Regions from separate parts of the Homo sapiens genome. Here all the other regions are linked to region 1. The links are chromatin loops, found by intact Hi-C in ENCODE. Cell type or tissue: PC-9. All regions are shown on one strand. Links, peaks and the distances in the headings refer to the core of each region. The heading gives the core; the rest is flanking DNA.

Region 1 (5,918 bases), core at 992-4,991:
CTTTTATAATAATAACCCCAGTTGGGCATATTGACTACTTAATTCTTCATAATCAGTAGAGATCAGTTGTACACTATTCTAAATACAGGATTTGTGTGGGTCATAAGAACAGAGGTGACTTATGTACAGGCATTTAAAGTGGAAGTGTTTGAAAATCTGGCTCATACTTTGACTACAAAGTAAAATGATGTGTGTTATATCTAACTGGATTTGGGAGCAAAGAATTTCAAAAAGCCAGTGGAAACTGGACTCTGCCTGTGGCCTCTTTTACAATATACCTAATTTAAGATGTGTATAAGACACATTTTTAGATATTCACTAGGAAAACAAAGGCTTTTCTATCCTGTCATTTACTTAATTTTTTTAACCTAACTTATTTTTCTGAATGATTAACATTGATGCCTTTGATTGTGTGGGTGTTGTCAAAAGAGAGTTCATCACATGGGGAAAGGTTGGCAACCTCTCTCTGCTTGGTACTTTTCCATGAGCCTCCTTTCACTATTCTCATTGTTATTTCCTTTTCACTCTGAAGTAGTTCCAAATCTGATACTGAAGGAACTCGATTTTATTTTACATGAATATTTGAAGTAAATTGAGCCACTTGTGTTTTAAGGTTTGTTTAGTATGCACTACACAGAGAAGAATATAAAGTAAAAGCAATAGCAATAATAACTTAGGTTTGACAAAACACATAACAAAAAAGGGTACTTTGAGACACAGAAAGTCAAATTATAGGTAACCCTAAAACTCACCTTTCCACTTTCCTTTCTTTACTAGAATTCTCTACCAACATTGGGGTGTCGGTGGTGGTTAGGACAGAAGGAAGTATAGATATAGCTATCTGCTTCTAAGACATTTGCCATGTCTTTCTATGGCTGAAGACAACTTCAAAGTAACTAAAAGTGCCACTGGAAATAGTTTCTGTGAACTATATTGATCATAATTTGAAGAATTTCTACCAGCTGTGACTTTGTGAATGGCAGGAATTCTTAGTTTGTAGGACTGTCAAAATATGACCCCAATTTTGTGACCAGACCCAAATGAAGCCGACCGTTGTCCCTGGTGGTCCATTTTCTGTTAGGTTCTAGGTCATTTTTTTCTGAAAACAGTACTGAAGTTGGTAGCTTGTGGGAGTCACTGCAACAACCAAACTGATAACGGGAACCCATGAGACTCAGAGCCATGAAGACTGTCCCAGCACGCTTTACAGCAGCAGTCCCTAACCTTTTGGGTACCAGGGACTGGTTTCCTGGAAGACAGTTTTTCCACAGACGAAGGTTGGGGGATGGTTTTGGGATGACTCAAAAACATTACATTTACTGAGCACTTTATTTCTATTATTATTATATTGTAATATATAATGAAATAATTATGCCACTTACCCTAATGTAGTCAGTGGGAGTCCTGAGCTTGTTTTTCTGCATCTAGATGGTCTCATCTGAGGGTGATGGAAGACAGTGACACCATCAGGCATTAGATTTTCATAGGGAGTGAACAACCTAGATCCCTCAATGTGCAGTTTACAATAGGGTTCGCACTCCTTTGAGAATCAAATGCTGCCACTGATCCCACAGGTGGCAGAGCTCAGGCTGTAATGCAAGCAATGGGGAGCCACTGTAAATACAGATGAAGCCTTGCTGGCTTGCCTGCCACTCACCTCCTGCTGTGCGGCCTTGTTCCTAACCGCCTGTATGTAGCCCAGGGGTTGGGGACCCCTGCTTTAGAGTATGTTGTACTGAATATATCATTCTCTGTTGCTACATCAAGGTAACAATGGCACCATCTACTCTTGTTGTCTTGACTCTACATATTAACTATAGTGATTTGTATATCGTGTAACATTATGTGGAATCTTAATATGATTTTAAATTCACTTGTCCTCACAACTACAGTTAACATTTCTCTCTTACATGGAATCATTCCTTGCTGATCTTGGGTTTTCTTTTCTTGCTGTGGAGTTGCGTTGTTGTTTATTTTGTTCCAGCCACGCTTTCTTTATTCTCAGTAATACTCTTAGCCCAATTTCCTGCTGAATGATTTTGCAGAAGAACAAATTGTCCTTTGGCATTTGCACCTGTATGTCGCTCATTGTCCACTTGCTTGATGTGTTTCTGTGAAAGGGGGCAGCTTTTCCTTTTCTAAATGAAGAAGGGAGAGTCCAAACGTTTTTTTCCAGCTCCCATCAAAATATGGACTTAATTCCTTTTCTTTGATTTTGAAAGGAAATGGTGAAGGGATAATGATGTGTTTAAAATTGGGTGAATTGTGTTCTTTCTTCTAACTGAAACAGTGCAGAGGAACCTACCCATTGTGAAATGTTACTTGTGCAGCATTGTAGATGTGCAAGAACGGCAGTGTTTTCTACTTGGCTGGCTATCCTGGCATATAGTTCATCAAAATAGAGAAACAGGGTGCAGACATTCTGAGTGTAAGACCAAATGAACTCTAAGCATGTTTACCTCCCTATCATCTGAGGAGAGAGAGAGCTGGGAGTGAAGGAAGAAGTGAACAACTGTGGAATGTCTCCCTATCCTCAGTGGCCTTCAGATACCTCTGTTTTTTCTCCCCCTCCCTTCTGTTCATTGGGCACTGACATACCTTGTCATTACAAGCTATTATTATTTTTTAACAAGGTAAGTTCAAGAAGAAATGAAAAAGAGCCAGTATTCATACTGTGTAATAGCATATGGACTTTGCTATTCTAAAGCAGAATCTAAGTAGAATCAAAAGATTTGAACAAAATTATGAATGAAGGACCCTGACATATCTACTAAATAGTCACCAGCTTTCACGATAGCTTCTGTAGCATGCCAGGGGGGAAGAAAGCCACGTTCTTTCCTCACTGTTCCCTTAGGGCCTTTGTTGTAGGAGAATAGTGGGAGGGGCTGAGGTTGGCTTTGACTACAAGTGGAAATTTTTGTTTTCCTGATGAGCCTGGCACTCAGGACACTAGACATTTAACTGTAGGTTTATGATTGTCACCCACTCTGCTTTTAATGCCAAGAGTTTCAGAACCCGGCTGACCTGAGCAGAATAAAGTTCTTTGGGTTCAATCTGCAGCAATCAGAATTTTGAGAACAACAACAAAAAAAATCTTTTTTTTTTTTTTATCTGGTGTTGCCTCAGCAGGATCCCCGAATGTACTTGCTGGTAGCTTAGAGCATAGTCTATGCAGGGGAGGAGAAACAGAGTTGCAGCTGTGATGTGACTCATTCATACTATGTTCTTTTAATGGAGAAAAACCTGCAGTGACATCATCTGGCCACCAGGGGTTGTGCTGTTGCCAGAGAGCCCTTGATTTTATCTGCCCGCAAGTCCTGAGGCAGGAAGTAGCACCTTAACAGAGAGCCCCATCTTCATTCCTAAGAAAACCAGCATCAGTTTTTTGTTCCCTTTGTTGACTTTCCAACTAGGGCTGAGCCCGCTTTTCTGAATTAATAAGAACCAAGAAAGAAAAGGGAACATTAGTCGTGGTTCCAAATACCAACCAAGCACTTTGCTGCATACGGTCGGCTTTGGTGGCGGGCCTGAGTCTGCACCCAGATGGACCCATATGGACTCACCTGTCTCACATCTGCACCTGACTTGCACATATACCTTGTTGATAAAGCCCAGTGACAGCTGGATCTATCACAAATGTCCCACCTGATTTCTTGGAAGCTTTGATTAGCATCCATGTCCTCCATGGCAAACATTTAATTATAAGGGCTGGTTGTTGATAATAATCATTGCTAACATCTATTTATTATCCTTATGTGTTAAGCATTGTGCCCAACAGCTTATACAATTTAGTCTCATTTAATCCTCCAAGTAGCTATTTGAGATAGTTACTATTATCTTTCTTTTGCAGATGAGGAAAGTGAAGCATAGAGAAGCTAACTGTGATGACTGGGATCACTCTGCTGATAATTGTGTTGCTAGGACTAGATTCAGGCCCCTCTAACTCTGAAAGCCAACCACTTAAATGATACTTGATTTTCAAGTTGGGGGGATGGAGGCTGTGGCTAAGACCTGTCCCTGGTGGGGTATAGCAGAAGGACTTCGGGGCTTTTTTGTTCAAACTGCTTATGTTTATGTTCTCCTTTCCTTTCCCTCATCCTTTCCTTCTCCCTCTTCTGATATGCTTTCTGGGTAGGGTGGGGTGAGGTGTGTCCGTTGCTGTCACACTGAGTCACTGTTCCTCATGGGTGTGCCATAGCCTTCAGGAGTATTGGGATGGGAAAATAGCTGAGAACCAGTAGACTCAAGAATGGTTGCAAAAGTCCCAAGCAGCTTTTCTGTGAATTATTGCCTTTGGTGCTCTCTCTGTGATGGCAGAACTTCACAGGCCACCACACTGCTGTGGGTGCTGAGGAAGGGCAGAAAATAGCCATATATATGGAAAACATATGCCTGTTACAAATATGAAAATATATACATGAAAAGATACCTATGCAACACACATACAGATGAAAAATATATGCATATATTTTAAAAATATATGAAAAACAAATATATTAATTCATGTGTGTATATATGTCCTCCTCTCCCAATTCCAGCATCAGTGTTGGTAAGAGTGCAAGCTGTTATACATTCATTATGCAACTGGTTTTCACTGAGCAACTGCTAGGAGCCTTGCAGAGTGAGCTGGGGCTTTGGTGGTCATGAAGCCCTGGCCCGGGGCTTCAAGGAGCTCACAACCCAGTGGGTTTTTGCTTTTCTTGAGGCTAACACTGATGGTTCAATTTATAGATCAAGTCTCTTCAATCATAATGATTCAGATAAATAGAGAATTTTGTGGAAAAGTCTTCTGAATAGTTTTTTTTTTTTTTTTTTTTCTAAAAAAACAAAAGGCTGATAAAAGGACAAGGCCCCATGCTTTTTAGTTTCTAATAGTAGTGGACTGGAACTACTTGTGGATTTTGAGTTTTTGTTTTTGTTTTACTTAATTATAGGATTAGTTTTAGGTGTGACTTTTTCCATTTCCTTTGGAAGCGTCTAGTTTGCAATAAATTAGAAATGCCAGCTGACAGCAGGCTAAGATCCAGAAGAACCATTAACTCACCATTAACTCTACAGTCTCAGCATTACTGAGCTTTCTGTTTAAAGGTTAAGGCCGTTTATAACTCAACAACCCCTCAGGTCATTCATGAAATACATCGCAGCACCAAGAAAGTAGTGTTTTCTTCCTTAAACACATCTCTTATCCCATCATTCTTCTGCTCAAAAATCTGTGCTTCTCTACTGCTTCCAGACTCCTTACCATGGAATTCAACGTCCTCTATGATCTGGACCAAATGTCCTTTTTGGCGTATTTCATACTATCCTTAGGTTCCCCTGGAACCCTGACCCCAGGCAATCAAGCAGCTCTTGGTTCTTTCAATGTACCTGATACTTTGCCAATGATCTTCCATATAAGATGCCCTCTCTACCTCTGTCTAAATCTTATTTTAATATATGTGCTGCCGAAACGAGAATGAAATCTTCCTACTTTGTAAGACCAAACTCAGACAATATTACCTCTATGAAGATCTTTGGTGTCAGCTATTGGAATTAAATATTCCTTATTTGTGTTAATAGCACGTAGTTTAAACCTTGGTTAAAGCATTTAATGTTTTCTTTTCTTATTTATAGTTAGTTGGTGTCAACCTAAAATAATCAAAAGGGTCAGAATCTGACTTAGAGAGAGTTTATTCAAGGGCAAAGTTTGAGGATAGCCCACCTATAAACACCAGCTCCAAAGGAATGGAGTCAGTGTTCTGAAGTAGGGAAGTTAAAGTTTCATTTATATATAGTCAGAGACCAGGGAGTTTTTAGCAGGATTACAACATTTTTCTGACAAAGTTGGCACACAATTGCAGCAATTTGATTGGTTGTATAGGCTGTGTTTCTTTTTGGGAAGGATACATATAACATTTGTTACAGAGGGTATAGTGGTT
Region 2 (5,918 bases), core at 988-4,987, 750 kb after region 1:
AGGTCAGGAGTTCAAGACAACCCTGGCCCACCTGATGAAACTCTGTCTCTACCAAAAATACAAAATTAGCCAGGCTTGATGGCGCACGCTTGTAATACCGGCTACTTGGGAGGATGAGGCAGAAGAATTGCTTGAACCGAAGAGGTGGAGGTTGCAGTGAGCTGAGATCGCACCATTGCACTTGGGTAGGAATGGAATCACCTGGAGCTGGCATTTAGAAGCTAGGAGAATGCCAGCCCTGCTTCCAAATCTCTCAGTGTGTTGGGAAGAGAGAATAAGCAGTTTTTGCTTGTCAAAGCTCAAGGGAAATAATATTCTTGCAGGAAATCCAAGTTTCAGTTAAGGAAAGAAGGTGAAGATTTCGCTCTGCTAAGAGGTTGAGGATATAGGTTTGAGTAAGTACAAAGAAATTGTGTTTCTTACAGTGGAAAGAGCTTCAAAGGAGGTTAGCAGTGAAAAAAGTTTGGGGAAAAGAAGCATGGGAAAGTTTGGGTATGAGTAAAGAGAAATTTTTACCTCGAGGGTAACTAATAAGAACAAGAGTTAGTGGTGTGGATAAGATACATTGGCCTTGAGATGATGAGGAAATATAGGTGTGAGCTTGACAAGAAAATTGACATTAACTTCAGGATGTCAGAGTTATGCTGATTTACATGGTAGCTGTTTCGTACTGCTTTGGAGGAGATAAGAAATGCCTCACTGTGCTACTAAAAGGCCTGCAAGACAGACCCATCTATCATCCACCAAGTAAATTCATCTTCCTGTGTCCTATTTTCTCCATTTCTAAAATAGGGATAATAATATCCTTTTCTCTCAGTTGACATGAAAATCAATTTGTGCATATGAAAGTGTCTTAGAAAATTGTAAAATGCCAGATGAAAGTAAGTTAGAAATATGATGGTGTTAGTCACACCCAACTTTGTTTATGCTGAATTCTTTATCAAAAATACAAAGTCCAGGTGTAGCCTTGTTCCTGATTTAAAAAAAAAAGAAGAGATTATTTTCAATGCTTTGTTTAAGGACATGGTTTTTAAGAAAGATTATAAAAAACAGAAATGTCTGCATTACATCCTGTAGACGAGTAAACAAAGCAATTTATCAAGGAAATAGCAGGGATGGGGAAGTTTTGCTTTTGTCATTCTTTCCATTAGAAATAATTTACACTGTTTCCACTTAACAACAGATCAGGACTTCCCTTAATGTCCTTTAGCAAAGCTCAAAGAGCTACAGTTGGGACTTTGGGCCACCGGCCAGTATTTGTTCAAAGAGAGCTGTACGGTAGTTCAGTAATCAGAAACTGGAAATTTCTCTTTTCCCACACACAAGCACTACTTCCTCCCCTTATTTTGCCCAGACATTTCACAATCCTTGCAACGGATGGAGGCCAATATACACGCAGCATTTAGTACCAGGCAACAGCCACCTTAGCCTTAAGTATTTCTTTTATTATTTTTCTTAAGGAGGGAGAAATGTTTTCATGCTTGTTATTCTTTTACCTTTGGAAAAATCTAATATTCTTCAGACAGTGGTGAAAGAGCAAAAATTTATTGGTATTTACTAAATATAAGACAGGAATAGTCTTTGTATTCATGCTCAGGAAATTTCTATTTTGGATGCAGAAAACGATATACCTATTGTCAAGATGATATTTTATCAGATTAGGACAAACCCACAAACACACTTTCCATATCCTCAGTATAAAATGGAAAGAAACATGACACTGTATCATGCATATGGTCATAGCAGCTCAATAGTCCACCTCTGCCAGAAATACCATGAAATCTGCATGAAAATGCCCTATATCTTCTGACATGTCATGAACAATTCAAAAATATATGGAAGAGGGTTATTTATAAAGCAGAGAATTATTAGAGGAAATGAAGTTCATCTGGAATCCTGAATCTTAAAAAAAGTTGATCAGGATGTTTTACTTATGACAAAAGTATTGTTGAATAAATAAAATGTAGAGATAAAAGGGAAGGAAAAACATCCAGCCATAATATGTCCATCCACAGACCAAGAGTGAATCTATTTTTTCAGGCATTTTCTTATAAATCCTTAATTATATTTAATAAACATGGAATCATACTAGCCATACTCTTTTGTAACCTATTTAACATATTCAAGCTCCCATTAGACTGCCTGGCTCTGGGTTCCAGCTCTGTCACTGACTAATAGGATGACATTGCACAAGTTACTTAATCAACCTGCTGATAAGAATGGAATTTTGAGCAGAGGAGTCAAAGGCTCTAGAGCTGCAAAGATTAAGTTGTCATCAGCCAACATTGGAAGTCTGTGCATAAAAGAGATTTCTAGGAAAAAAAAAAATCAGCAGTTCAATCTATCGGACACCTGAATGGAAATATCAAGCATGTAGTTGGATTGTGACTTGAAGAAAAGCATGAAGAGTTACAAGTGTAGGCCATGGGCCTATAGATATTTAGAGCAGTGAGACTGGATAAAATCAAGGGAGCAATTGTAGATAGAGAAGAAGACCAAGAACTGAGCCTTGGACCATTCCAACACTAAGAGTTTAGAGGGGAGATACAAAGGGAAGGGAAAGAACTTAAGAGGAAAAAAGGAAAACAAGAGAATGCAGTGACCTGGAAACATATGAAGAAGGTGTATTAAGGAGACAGGGATTATTAAAATGTGCCAAATGCTGCTAATCAGATAAGAAAAGGACTGAGAATTGCCATTGAATTTGGCAATGTGGAGGTCACCCAAGAGCAGTGTGTGTGGAGAGAAAAGCTTGAAAGAAGAGAAGGTTTACAAGAGAACGGGAGGAAAGAAATTGGAGAGAGCTAGTATGGACACTTATTTCAAGATTTCCTGCTAAGAGCAACAAATACATGGGACAGGTCCTGGTGGGAAAAGTAGGCTCAAAAGAAAGTTTCATTTCATTTTTCTAGAGTGGAAGAAATTATAGCATGTTTGTAAGTGGATAGAATGATCCAGTAAAGATAATAAAATACATGATGTAAGACATAAGGGGAATTTCTGAAGTGGTGTTCTTGCGTGAGCAAGAAGGAATGGGATCTAGCATGTAAGTGGAGGAATTAGTTTTGATATGAGCACAGACTGTTTATCTTTGGTATCAGTCAGGAAGGCCAAGTATATGAGTCATCATTTTGGAGGGAGTCAGTTGAAGTTCTCTTCTGAGAGCTTCAATTTTCCCATTACGCCCTTTATCCTTGCTCATGTGAATTACACGGGAAGCATCAGAGTCCCAGGGCACCCCTTATTTCCAGCTCTCTAACCCTCATAGAGCTCTGTAATTCCCATAAATGGTCTCCTATCCTCCCTCCTGAAACTCTTTCTTTACGTTATCAGAAATGTAGAGTGCATCATGTCAGTTGTGTAGGAGAGTGTTTATTTTCCTGTGCCCTCGCAATACAAATGCTATTGCATAAAGGAATCTTTGCCAATTTAATTGGGGAAAGGCTTATTTCACTGTTATTTAACGTAGACTTCTTCAATTTCTAGTAAGGATGAATATTTTCTTCACATTTTTAAATGGTACTTTTTCTTTTAATTAATTACTTTCATAAAAGCTGCTTATTTTTCTGCTAGGGTTTTCAACTGTTTTTTTTTTTTTTTTTTTTTTTTTTTTTTTTTGAGATAGGATCTTGCCCTGTAGCCCAGGCTGGAGTGCAGTGGCATGATCTCAGCTCAGTGCAGCCTCTGCCTTGTGGGTTCACGCGATTCTCCTGCCTCAGCTACCTGAGTAATTGGGACTATAGGCGTGCACCACCATGTCCAGCTAATTTTTGTATTTTTAGTACAGATAGGATTTCACCATGTTGCCCAGGCTGGTCTCAAACTACTGGCTTCAAGTGATCCACCTGCCTCGACCTCCCAAAGTGCTGGGATTGCAGGTGTGAGCCACTGTGCTGGCCTCAATTCTTTCTCATTGTTTTGTAAGAACTCTTCCTAGATAAGTTTATTAATACTATTTTTCACGCATGATGCAAATATTTTCACTCAAATTTCCACTTTTCTTTCAATGCAGTTTTTGGCACTTTTACATACTTTAAAAAATCTTATTTTACATCAATCAGTAATTTATTTAATGGAATCCATTTTGAGCACTTAGGCCCTTTCCTTGCCACCCCCAAGGCAAAGTAAATATTCACCCACATCTTAAAGAAACCCGTAACAGTTCTTTGGTTTCAGTTGTTGCATTTAAATAGTTAATTTCAACAGAAGTATATCTGAGTGCATGGTATAAAGAAGAGATATAATTTTTTTTGCCCCCTGAAATGGTGGCCAGTTGTCACAACTGTCTTTATGAGCTAATTTCTTGTACTAGAAGGGTCCACTATCCCTTTCTAAGGGTACGGCCCAGCCAGCAGTTTCCTGCTGAGAGAAGATGCCCTGGAATGCTCTTGAGAAAGGATTGGTCATCAGTTAGGTTGGGCCTCTGTGCCAAGGCAGCCTCTTAGGTTCATGACAGCCTGCCAGGAACAGCTCCACCCAGAATACTGATATTAACTGGTATTTGAAGCAGCAATAAAAAGAGTATTATGCATTTAGCATCACGGAGAGAAATAAAAACCCACAAAAAGAAAAGTTGAATTTGAAAGGACAATACCAGTAGCTATGCCATTAGTGATGCCATTGAGAAAATCAGATTTCACTGTACATTTTTAAATATGTACAATCCATCTATCCATTCCCACAATTAATGTTTTTCCACAGCCTACTGTGTGCCAGATACCAGGCTGGATGTTTTGATAAACAAGACCACGTCCCACCCACAGGGAATTTACATTCAAATAAGTATTGGGAGCTGACAGGAACATCTAGAAAGCATCATCCTATGTATAGGATTTAAACAGCATATAATAATGGAATAATTTAACAATCCATTTAACATACCAGGATACACAGCTTGCAAACTGAAGCAAGTGTATAAAATTTTTAAAATGTGATAGAGGTAGAGTTAGAAAGCTGGTGGGGAAAGAATGGTAAGTTAGTTGAGTTTCCTGAGGTTTCAAGGAATGGAGACACCTGAGCAACTTAACATGAAAGAAATTTATTTACTTTGAGTTGGTAACAGTCACTTTGCTCAGCCACTCCGGTATCTCTACCTCTTCTGGCCTTTATCAGTGTAGCTCATAGTCTCTGATATTTTTTACATAACTTCTCTTTTTTCCTATGAATAATCTCTTTGGTTATTAACTTACTGACTTAAATTCCTTTTTTATCATTCTCTCTTAAACCAACAGGAATCAGCCTTTCTTCCCACCTCTAACACTAAAACTGCTTTTATCAGCTTTTCCAATGACCTTAGGTCAATTCTGAGTCTTCCTCTTTCTCATGCTATTACTGGCCTTTGGCATAGTTGATCACGCCTTCCTATTTGAAACACTCTTTGCTTTGCCTTCAGGACACCATTCTCTCCTTGTTCTCCTGTGTCATAGGACACTTTTTCTCATTCACGTCTCATTATTTGTCATTTATCCGATTTCACAATGCTAGACTGCTCCAAGCTTGGTCCTTGGAATTTTTCTCTTTTCTACTTCTACTTACCCCCTGGATGATCTCTTCTAATTTTGTGAATGTAAATACTTTACTATATGTTGAAAATTCCAAAATGTGTATCTCCAGGTTGGACTTCTGTCTTGAACCTCAGGCTCATATGTCCAATTACTAATGACATTGTCACTTAGATGTACCAAATAGGCATCTGTAGTGGAGTGTATTATTGTTCATAATATTTGTTGCCTTGTCCAGTGCCAGCATTATACTTACCCTGTTCTGCTGATGTCAGGGCTGGCCTTGGGATTTGCTTTGGTCAATGACATGCGGTGCAACTGACTTAAGTTGTTTTTGAGAAGAAGCCTTAAAAGCCATCATGTGGCTCCATTGTGTTATTTCTTCCCTCTGCCCTGACACCAGAAACATTCCAGATG
Region 3 (5,918 bases), core at 988-4,987, 78 kb before region 1:
CATCTGGCACCTTCTCTTCTCTCTTGGTCCCACCCTCATCATGTAACACACTAACTTCCCTTCACCTTCTGCCCTGAGTGGAAGCTCCCTGAATCCCTTACCAGAAGCAGATTCTGGCACCACACTTCTTGTATAGTCTGCAGAGCTCTGAGACAAATAAACCCTTTTCTCTACAAATTACCCAGCCCCAGGTATTTCTTTATGGCAATGCAAATGGACTAAGACACTGGTCTAGTGGTGATGAGTTCCCTCTTCTTTTCTGGACGTAGTGTTACTGGCTGACTTTCTTTTTTTCTTTCAGCACTTTGAAAATATGACTCATTCTCTCTTGACCTACAAGGTTTCTGCTAAGAAATCTGCTGATAGTCTCATGGGGATTCCCTTATATGTGACTTGACATTTTTCTCCTGCAGCTTTTAGAATTTGCTCTTTGTCTTTGTTTCACTATAATGTGCCTTGGAGAGGATCTTTTTGGGTTGAATCTATTTGGAAACTCTTGAGCTTCCTGAATCTGGATGTCCATATCTTTTCCAATACTTGGGAGAAGTTTTCAGTTATTATTTCTTTAAACAGGATTTTGTGCCTTTCTCCATCTCTTCTTCCTTGGCGTATCTATAATGCAAATATTTGTGCAGTTAATGATGTGTCGTAAGTCTCATAGACTTTATTCACTCTTCTTTACTTTTTTTTTGTCCACTGACTGGCTTATTTCAAAAGGTCTGTCTTCAAGTTCAAAAAGTATGTCTCCTTCTTGATCTAACCTGTTGTTGAAGCTCTCGATTATATTTTTTATTCATTTATTGAATTATTTAGCTCCAAGACTTGTTTGATTCTTTTTCATATTTATCTCTTTGTTGGATTTCTCTTTCAGATCATAAAAATTTTTTTGAGACTGTGCCTCACTCTGTCACCCAGGCTGGAGTGCATTGGTGTGATCTTGGCTTACTGCAACCTCTGCCTCCCAGGTTCAAGCAGTTCTTCTGCCTCAGCTCCCAAGTAGCTGGGATTACAGGCATGTGCCACCACATCTGGCTAATTTTTGTATTTTTAGTAGAGGTGGGGTTTCACCATGTTGGCCAAGCCTGACTCAAACTCCTGACCTCAAGTTATCCACCTGCCTCAGCTTCCCAAAGTATGGGGATTACAGACATGAGCCACTGCACCTGGCCATAAATTGTTTTCTTAATTCCATTGAATTGTGTGCCTGTGTTCTCTTCTATCTTACTGAGTTTCCTTAAGATTATTTTGAATCCCTTCTCAGATATTTCATAAATGTCTTTTTCTTTGGGATCTGTTACTTGAGGCCTATTTGAGTTTTGGGAGTGTCATATTTTCTTCCTTTTTCATGTTTCTTGTGTTTCTATATTGATATCTGCAAATCTACTATAAAAGTCACTTTTTCCAGTTTTTTGAAGTAGCTTTTGAGTGAGAAACTTTTTCCTTTAAGTGGGTTTTAGGATGCTGGTTGGCTGTAGAGTTGGATTTGGTTCTGCGTGAACTCGGGAGTGTGGTCTCTGTGTAGTTTCTTCCATTGTAATCCTTGTCAGATATGTCTGTGATTGCCTCAATGGCCTAGGCTGCTGGTGTTTGTGATGGTGTGGTTTTGCTGAAGATGGGGGCACCAGGCTGGATGTTGAGCCAGAAAAATATATTTGTGGAGGATTGACAGGTAGTTCAGTGGGCTCTTTGAGGAAGCAGTGGCAGCTGCTTGGCTGGCCGTCAGAGGCCAGGCATGGGCACTCATGGGTTCAATGGGGCCAGGCGGTTATGCAGTGGTCTGTTCAGGGGGCAGGGTTACTCCCAGACCTGCGGTAAGAGGCCAGGTAGGGGTGCTAGTGGGTGCATTGGGTGCATTCAAGACCAGGTAGCTCTGTGGTAGCTTGTCCAGAGGGATGAGGTTACTGCAGAACCAGTTGTCAGGCTGTGCATGGGTATTCATGGGCACAGTGGAGCTGGGCAGGATGCAGCAGTATATCCTGCAGGTCAGGCTGCCACAGGACCAGCTGTCAGGCCAGGTGGGAGCCCACAAAGCTTGCTGGATCTGCTAGCTGTGCAGTGTGGGTGTGTGCAGGCCTAGTGGCTGATAGGCTGTTCAGCAGCTTCTCCTGTATGCAGTTCCACCTGTTCTCTGGAGGGGGTGATATGCTGTATGGGTTCATATGCTGGGTTCTTGGCCATTCCATCTGGTTTGTACTCTAGACAGCTGGAACCATGGTGTTGCAGGCCCTTGTGTGAACACAGTGGCACAACAGCAGGGCCTCAGCAATGGAATCAGTTGCTAGTGACCATAGAGCAGGACACACTCTAATAGTAGTCCCAGTTTCAAGATGGCACCAAACTATAACAGTGTAGGTTGTGGTGGAGGGGCATGCTCAAGAAGGGTCTTACTATGAAATAGTGCAGCTGCGCAGACTCCCAGCTACACTGCAGACTTGATTCAGAGCCTGTGAGAACTGAGGTGCTCTCCTGTAGCAAGGACTGTGAGCATATGTGGAAGCAATGGAGGCCACTAGGGTTCTCCAGCTCACCTTTTCCTTGTAGAAAGAAGTTCCCTCTGACTCCCAGTTGATCTCTGTGTGGGAGACAGTGTGGCAGACAGTGTGGCAGAGGGAGGATGCCTTGCTTTCCTCTCTATGGTACTCTTCTGGGTTTTTGTACTCCACAGAGTTGTTGCTGTTCCCCTGGTGCTCTCAGCTTTCTTCCTCAGTCACTCTAGTTGAAATATAGTTGTTTATTCATTGTTTTTTTCCTTTCTGTGGGGAGGATGAAATCCAGGTAACTCTAATTGGCCATCTTGCTGATGTCACCCTCAGATGTTATGTATTTAATGCACATGAAGATGCAGAAAGAGATAAAGGGAGAGAATTTATTCTGAGATCCTTGAAAGGTCATTTGCCTTAGTAAAATATGAGGATTTAGCTTCAGACATAATTATCTCCATGAATAACTGCCTTACCATGTACTTTTGAGCAAATTAATTCATCTCTCTAAGCTTCAGTGTCTTCATCTACAAACAAGGAATGCAATATACCATAACTCACAGGGTTACTGCAGATTATAACTGAGGTCATTTACGTCGATGTCTTAGCACAGTGCATTGAACAATGTTAAATGCAAAAAACAAATCGAAACAAAAACAAAACAATGAAACATTGTTATTATCTGAAATAATCTCATTTATAGAATGGAGATAATAATAGTTACTTTTAATAAATATTGTGAGAAGAAAATGAGTTTATATATGTAAATTGCCTAACAAAGTGCTTAAAACAAAATAGCTAATCAAGAAATGATAGCTATTATCATCATTGAATTTACCATTGAAATAAAGTCATCTTTAACATGCTTATGTCTTAAAGTGTTTATGATTTGGCGCCCTCTGATGTTCATCATGGGCCCTGCAATTTTGAATCAGTTGATAAGTGTTAATAATGTAATCAGTTAGTGATGATCATTTACATGCTATTTTGCCATATCCAAATAAGCTGTTTTTATTTTAAATTTCTATTTAAGTTGGCTTACTTCTTAAGATAAACTCAATGTATTACACAAGCTAATTTTAATCATTATGATAGAAAACCAGTATGTTTTTAATACATGCTAAAATAAATACATAACTATTAACATAAAAAATTCTTCATTTGAGTACCAACTAGAATCATACCTCATACAACACTTTGGAAAAGCTAATTTTATATAAATAGGTTTTATGGTATAAGGGGTCAGGGAAGCTGTCACAAAAAAGTTATTTTTCAAAATGGAAGCAAGAATGATGAGAAGTTAGTTTGATAGGCAAGGAGACAAAGAACTTTCCCAAGAGAGACTAAAGTATATGTGAATGCAAAGAGTTGTGGAAACACTTGCCTCTTGGGGAAACTGCAATTTGTTATAAATGGCTGGACCCCAGAGTGCAATGAATGATTGGCACATCATTCGTTGGCACATCATGGCAATGCAGGGAGAGAAGTGGGCAGTGGCCCCACTGGGCAAGGCCTCTTGTGTCATGCAGAAGACTGTGGATTTGCTTACTGTAGATTCATCATTTCCACAAAAATAGAGGCTCATGAAATTTTAAGAAATATTCCCACCACCATTGAAATATGTGTATTTGTGGTGTGTGTGTTTGTGTGTGTGTGTGTGTGTGTGTGTGTGTGTAGTCAACTTTGGGAAATGCTGAGTTAATCCAAATTAAGCAGAATTTTGTTTTTATTATAGAAATTGTTATAATATAATAAAATTATAAGAGGGAGTGATAATATGAATATTTCACAATGTGTTTGATCTTGAAATCTGTTTACTTTTTAAAATGTTATCTGATTTGTTTTATTTATTTTAGAAGCAATATAGATAACATCAGGTAGATAAAATTTTGAGAAATGCCCTTGGGTTATGGAGAGTTTTTTTTAATTTATGAAGATAGTAATAACATGATTAGATTTGTGATAGTAATAACATTATTAGATCATGGATAACAATATGGTTGTGATTTTCAGGGGGAAAAAACTAGAGGCTGCCAAATAAACTAGATGATGGCTGGATCACCCCTAATCCACATGTAGAAAATGTAATACACTCACTGTGTATATCATGAATTTTAAACTATGAGAACATAAAAACAGATTTAGGGTATAGTACATTCAAGGGCAGTAGTTTATGCTCTTCAAAAAACAGACTCATTAAATAAAGCAATGGTCCTTGTTGGAAGAAATGATACTACCCAAGAGACAAAAAGAACTGACAGACTTCATAGAAAGATACATAAATATTACATGCCAAGGAGAAATTAGTACAACATTAAGCAAATTTGAGTAATAGCAAATAGAGAATTGTGATGATAGAATCAAACATAATAAATGCTCCACAACAATGCATAAATTACAGAATATAATAACTATAATTATTATAAATAAATAATGTATGTCAATATTCTGCTGCTTTTATTGAAAACAATAGATCTAGGTGGAGCACTCTAGCTTATGAATTGTTGAAATCAACTGTGACTATTATCATTGTGAGTTATTGAAACCAGATGAGGGAGTGAATGTGTGTGTGTGTGTGTGTGTATGTGTGTTAGTGCAGGTAAGCTAGAAATAGGGAGAGGAGGATGGAGAAGAGATAATAAGGTAGAAAGCACAATTCCTTTAATATTTGAGTCAAAAGGGAAGAATACTTTTTTCTACAGGCCATTGAATTATGCAAGCAGTTTGATGGATCTTGTTTGCTCTCAGATTGATTTTCTTCACCAGCATTTAGAGTGGCTGCTATATTCATGTGACAGTTATGAGGAATAATTATGTATTTTCCTTACTGAACTGGTTTAAAATGTCACATCGCATGAAAGTTCCTACAGCTTGTCAAATTGTGTTAATTTTCTTCATTTTTCTAGTGAATGCTTTAAACTGTTCACCCAGCTCATGAATAGAGCAGCCCTTTTCTTCCTCCTCTGAAAAAACAGATGATTGTTTAACAGATATCATTAGATATGCAGAAAATAAAGCATTCTGGTATAGATGGAGGTCAATATATTTAAGAGGAAGTTGCATATTTTTTCTTTTTGCAAGTTTGTCCACCAATATGGTGCAACATTGACTTCAAGTAAATTTAATCCACCAACCTTGGTTGTTAATTTGTATTTTCACTGAATATTCGCTAATGTTTTTTATAGGATGCACTGTGATAGTAATTATTTAAGTGTTTCCAGGAATGGAGAGAAAGAAAACTAGAAATTGGAGGCAATGTGGCATAATGGTTAAGAACGAAGGCTGAGGAGTTAATCTGGATTTATGTCCCATCTCCACTGTTATTAGCTGTTTGATCCAAGCCAGTCAAATAATCTAAGACTCAGTTTCTTCATCTGTAAGATGGGGATAATAATACCAACCTCCAAAGAGACGTTACAAACACACACTCACACACAC

What was found. Peaks named below come from ENCODE experiments on the same cell type or tissue, not always from the same donor. Only the 100,000 strongest peaks of a DNase experiment are listed, where the experiment ranks them.
Region 2: it touches region 1 in a loop (2.7-fold over the local background); 1 of 110 quality-filtered maps calls a loop at or near these places.
Region 3: a loop joins it to region 1, with 5 times the contacts of the local background. A loop is called at or near these places in 1 of 110 quality-filtered maps.

Annotation. Positions count from the first base shown.
Region 1 is chr6:125,189,227-125,195,144 of GRCh38, forward strand. All of the region lies in intron 1 of TPD52L1 (TPD52 like 1), which reads left to right. LOC100126584 (a long non-coding RNA gene) reads right to left here. Exons shown (of 4, transcript NR_149043.1): 2 at 1,383-1,438. Among named protein-coding and RNA genes, the nearest start is that of TPD52L1, 38 kb to the left of the region's middle. In PC-9, for the core only: CTCF peaks have their summits at 3,309 (motif pointing right) and 3,511; DNase peaks (open chromatin) are centred at 3,245 and 4,185; H3K27ac peaks cover 2,863 bases.
Region 2 is chr6:125,943,369-125,949,286 of GRCh38, forward strand. No RefSeq gene overlaps it. Among named protein-coding and RNA genes, the nearest start is that of HINT3, 10 kb to the right of the region's middle. RefSeq lists enhancers at 2,830-3,324, 2,975-3,269. In PC-9, for the core only: no CTCF peak of the experiment used is centred there; DNase peaks (open chromatin) are centred at 2,203 and 3,093; H3K4me3 peaks cover 837 bases; H3K27ac peaks cover 4,000 bases.
Region 3 is chr6:125,111,067-125,116,984 of GRCh38, forward strand. No RefSeq gene overlaps it. Among named protein-coding and RNA genes, the nearest start is that of TPD52L1, 40 kb to the right of the region's middle. In PC-9, for the core only: CTCF peaks have their summits at 3,398 (motif pointing left) and 3,597; a DNase peak (open chromatin) is centred at 3,385.